Regions from separate parts of the Homo sapiens genome. Here region 2 is linked to region 1. Evidence: chromatin loops called from intact Hi-C (ENCODE). Cell type or tissue: heart right ventricle. All regions are shown on one strand.

Region 1 (2,500 bases):
TCTCAAACTTCTGACCTCAGGTGATCCGCCCGCCTCGGCCTCCCAAAGTGCTGGGATTACAGGCGTGAACCACCGTGCCCGGCCAATCTGGTTTTTTTTTTTTTTTTTTTTTTTTTGAAACGGAATCTCGCCTCTTGCCCAGGCTGGAGTGCAATGGCATGATCTTGGCTCACTGCAGCCTCTGCCTCCCGGGTTCAAGCGATTCTCCTCCCTCGGCTTCCTGAGTAGCTGAGATTACATGCACATGCCACCACGCCCAGCTAATTTTTGTATTTTTAGCAGAGACGGGGTTTCACCATGTTGGTCAGGCTTGTGTTGAACTCCTGACCTCGCGATCGGCCCACCTCGGCCTCCCGAAGTGCTGGGATTACAGGCATGAGCCACCGCGCCTGGCCCCCAGGGTAGTCTTTTACTCCTAGGCTCAAGTGATCCTTCACTTGATCTCCCAAATTGCTGTGGTTATAGGCGTGAGCCACCGTATCTTGCCCCAGGTTAAATATTTTTGTGGTATAAATTTTCTTTTTTTTTTCTTTTCTTCTTTTTTTTTTTTTTTGGAGACAAGGTCTTGCTCCGTCACCCAGGCTGGAGTGCAATGGTGCAATCTTGGCTCACCAGCCTCGACCTCTCAGGTTTAAGCGATTCTCCTGCCTCAGCTCCCTCAAGTAGCTGGGACTTACAGGCCTACACCACCATGCCTAGCTAAATTTTTTGTAGAGACAGGTTTGGCCATGTTCCCCAGGCTGGTCTCGAACTCCTGAGTTCAAGCGATCCACGTGCCTCGTCCTCCCAAAGTGCTAGGAGTACAGGTGTGAGCCACCATGCCCAGCCAGGTACAAATATTTTCGTAAGATTACAAGCCAGGTGACATTGTTACTTCCTGTTGCACTATATCGGGTTTACAATTTTAAGAAATTTAGCTTTTAGCTGCTAAGTTTCAGGTACAGTCTTCCAGATCAAAAATATCTTCAGCTGAGCGTGGTGCCTCACACCTGTACTCCCAGCCCTTTGGGAAGCCAAGGCAGGATAATGACTTGAGCCCAGGACTTTTTAGATCACCCTGAGTGACAGCAAGACTGTGTCTCAAAAAGAAAAAATATATACTCAAATACTTTCATTTCTCAATTGTTTTTTTTCTTCCAGACTCGCAAAACAGCTAGTTGGCTGGCAGCAGAGCTCTCAAAAGAAGGCCACCAGGTGGCTCTGCTGAGTGGGGAGATGATGGTGGAGCAGAGGGCTGCGGTGATTGAGCGCTTCCGAGAGGGCAAAGAGAAGGTTTTGGTGACCACCAACGTGTGTGCCCGCGGTGAGCAGAGGACGTGTCCCACCTGGTCTGCCAGGCTCGGGGTCCCAGGCCCAATTAGAGCCAGAAATCCTTGTATACAGGGAAGTCGGATGGTCTCAGGGAGATGGGTGGGGTTGGTGACACTATTCCTTTCTAGGAGAGACTGTTTGGATTTCCCTGAGGTGGTAAGAACTCACACATGCCAGGTGCGGTGGCTCATGCCTGCAATCCCAAGGCAGGAAAATTGCTTGAACCCTGGAGACAGAGGTTGCAGTGAGCCGAGAATGTGCTATAGCACTCCATCCTGGGTGACAGAGTGAGACTCTGTCTCCAAAAAAAAAAAGGAAGAGGGCAGGCCCAGTGGCTCACGCCTGTAATCCCAGCACTTTGGGAGGCCGAGGTGGGCGAATCACCTGAGGTCAGGAATTCGAGACCAGCCTGACCAATATGGTGAAACCCCATCTCTACTAAAAATACAAAAATTAGCCGGGCGTGGTGGCATGCGCCTGTAATCCCAGCTACTCAGGAGGCTGAGACAGGAGAATCGCTTGAACCCGGGAGGTGGAGGTTACGGTGAGTGAGATCGCGCCATTGCACTCCAGCCTGGGCAACAAGAGCGAAACTCCGTCTCAAAAATAAAAAAAGAAAGAAAGAAAAGGAACTCCCGCAGAAACCAGTAGTCCTGACTTGGTGGAAGGAAATGTACAGGCATCTGACTGGTAGAGAACGGAGCCTACTCTTCCAGGGGCGCCCATCTCCAGAACATTGTGTCTCCCAGAGGATTACCGACTGATCTCATGATTTTGTTGGCACTTGCCAAAGTTCTCTTCTTTTCCTCTGGGTTCTGTTGCCTGCCTATATGTGTGCCCTCTCTTGTACCCAGAGTTGGCCTGTCCCAAATTCTTTCCCTCTATCCCAAAGTTGGTACGCATTGACCTACCTATGGATGACAGTGATTTCTGTCTCCTGTCCTTAGTCCTCTCAGCCTCCAACTCTCCTTCCTGCAGGCATTGATGTTGAACAAGTGTCTGTCGTCATCAACTTTGATCTTCCCGTGGACAAGGACGGGAATCCTGACAATGAGACCTACCTGCACCGGATCGGGCGCACGGGCCGCTTTGGCAAGAGGGGCCTGGCAGTGAACATGGTGGACAGCAAGCACAGCATGAACATCCTGAACAGAATCCAGGAGCATTTTAGTGAGTCCCGGGGAGGGTC
Region 2 (2,500 bases), 280 kb after region 1:
AATAACAGAAATTGCTAAATTGCTTTCCAGGACAGCACTTGTCTCACTACTTGGCCAACATCAAGTAGTAATTGTTAAAACGAAATGAGCTGGGTGTATGACCGGGCATGGTGGCTCGTGCCTGTAAATCCAGCACTTTGGGAGGCAGAGGCAGGGAGATCAACTTGAGGTCAGGAGTTTGAGAACAGCCTGGCCAACATGGTGAAACCCCATCTCTACTAAAAATACAAAATATTGGCCGGGTGTAGTAGCCCCTGCTTGTAATCCCAGCTACTTGGGAGGCTGAGGCCTGAGGCACGAGAATTGCTTGAGCCTGGGAGGTGGAGGTTACGGTGAGCTGAGATTGTGCCACTGTACTCTAGCCTGGGTGACAGAGAAAGATTCTGTCTAAAAAAGAAAAAGCTGGGAAGCTGGGTGTAGTGGCACATGCCTCTCATCCCAGCTACTCAGGAGGCCACGATGGAAGGACCGCTTGACACTAGGAGTTTCAGACAAGCCTGGGCAACATAGCAAAACCCTGTCTCAAAAAAAAAAAAAAAAAGCCCCAACAACCCAAAACCACAAACACAAAAACTTTTTCATTTGAATAAAATGGGCCAGGCACAGTGGCTCACACCTATAATCCCAGCACTTTGGGAGGCTGAGGCAGGAGAATTGCTTGAGCTCAGGAGTTCGAGGCAAGTCTGGCCAACATGGCGATACCAGGTCTCTACAAAAAATACAAAAATTAGCAGGCGTAGTAGCATGCAACTGTAGTCCTAGCTACTCTGGAGGCTGAGGCAGAAGGATCGCTTGAGTCTGGGAGTTCTAGGATGCAATGAGCCATGATCCCACTACTGCACTCCAGCCAGGGTGACCAAAAAAAAGAAAAAGAAAAATTATATCTGATTGTTTTAATGTGAATTTATTTATCTAGTTAGTGAGTCTGATATTTTGGGTAGTTGCTGGCCTACTTCTGTTTTATTCTTTCTGCTCTGATGGACTTAACCTTTATTCATATTTGTTGCGAATTCTCTCCTTTTTTTCTGTTCAGTCACATGGAAATCGTATAGGCTGTTTTTGGAGTCACAGTGACCCCCAGTGGCAAAGGATGGTAATGTTTCAGCGGCTCGTTTGTTGCAGGAAGAGAGGCAGCCAAGTATGAGATCTGCTTAACGTCCTAGAATGACCAGACTGGAAGGCGCTACAGACCCGCTGGCATAGTTAGCTGGGAGGGACACTAAGATCAGATAGAGCAGGAAGGAAAGTGGTGTGGGGCGTGGGTGACTGAAGAGTCATTTTATCAAGTTGAAACCAGAATCCAGGATGATTCGATCTCCTGAATGCCGGGCTGGAAAACCCAGCAACGAGCTTTGAAAACATATCACCCGGACACCAGGGGCAGAGGCTGTTCTGGGCGGGAGGTTGTGCCTGCCCCACGGAGCGACAGAAGCGGGGAGACCAGACGTCGACCCTGAGGCGTGCCTCCTGGGGGGCTCCAGTGGCCGGCATGGGGTGGGTGTGGACTCTCTGCACTGCTAGTGCCTGCCTGACCTTGCTGTTCTGGAGCCAGACCCCAGGGAAAGCATTCCAGATCCCGTGCCCCCCACCACACCTTTCCCATTGGTGCTTGTCTCCTATGCAAATGGATGATGGTTGTGCTCGGCTTTGCGTGTTGTGGACGGCGTGGATGAGATGGAGGGTGCTCATGTGCTCTTGTCGGGTGTGGTCCACAGATCTTGGGATCTTCCTTGGCGTGGCCTTGGGGAATGAGCCTTTGGAGATGTGGCCCTTGACGCAGAATGAGGAGTGCACTGTCACGGGTTTTCTGCGGGACAAGCTGCAGTACAGGAGCCGACTTCAGTACATGGTAACCACGTGGGCACCAGCTGTGTCCCTGTCCCCGCGTCCCGGGGTTCACCTGGCATAGGCCTCTGGACATTCAGAGCCCTTCTTAGGACCTGTGTCAGCCCTGAGCCGACCATGGCCTGTTTCTCTGCCTTTCTCCGAAACCTACCCATGCACCTGGTCTGCACTTACTGACCCTCCTCCTGCCATCTCCTGGGGCCTCCACCCCTCCTCCTCGATCTCACTTTAATCCCACCTCCATGATGGCAGTCACCATATGACTCAGGAATGGACACCTGGAGCTCTTTGACAAACCCCAGGCACTTATTAGCCAGGGAGCTAAAGACCTAGAAATCGGAATATTTGGTTCTTTTTGCAGAGTGGAGATGTCTGTGTGGCTCTATGTATCTTTTTTTTTTTTTGAGACGGAGTCTTGGTCTGTCACCAGGCTGGAGTGCAGTGGCTCAATCTTGGCTCACTGCAACCTCCACCTCCCCGGTTCCAGTGATTCTCCTGCCTCAGCCTCCCGAGTAGCTGGGACTACAGGTGCGCGCCACCATGCCCAGCTAATTTTTGCAATTTTAGTAGAGACGGGGTTTCACCATGTTAGTCAGGATGGTCTCCATCTCTTGACCTCGTGATCCGCCTGCCTCAGCCTCCCAAAGTGCTGGGA

What was found. Peaks named below come from ENCODE experiments on the same cell type or tissue, not always from the same donor. Only the 100,000 strongest peaks of a DNase experiment are listed, where the experiment ranks them.
Region 2: a loop joins it to region 1, with 6 times the contacts of the local background. A loop is called at or near these places in 67 of 110 quality-filtered maps.

The regions. Positions count from the first base shown.
Region 1 is chr16:70,369,083-70,371,582 of GRCh38, forward strand. It overlaps DDX19A (DEAD-box helicase 19A), which reads left to right. Exons shown (of 12, transcript NM_018332.5): 10 at 1,141-1,303; 11 at 2,290-2,481. Among named protein-coding and RNA genes, the nearest start is that of DDX19A, 23 kb to the left of the region's middle. In heart right ventricle, a CTCF peak has its summit at 1,187 (motif pointing right); a DNase peak (open chromatin) is centred at 1,249; H3K27ac peaks cover 778 bases.
Region 2 is chr16:70,652,823-70,655,322 of GRCh38, forward strand. It overlaps IL34 (interleukin 34), which reads left to right. Exons shown (of 6, transcript NM_001393494.1): 2 at 1,716-1,849. Among named protein-coding and RNA genes, the nearest start is that of IL34, 7.5 kb to the left of the region's middle. In heart right ventricle, CTCF peaks have their summits at 1,078 (motif pointing left) and 1,280; a DNase peak (open chromatin) is centred at 1,109; H3K4me3 peaks cover 581 bases; H3K27ac peaks cover 540 bases.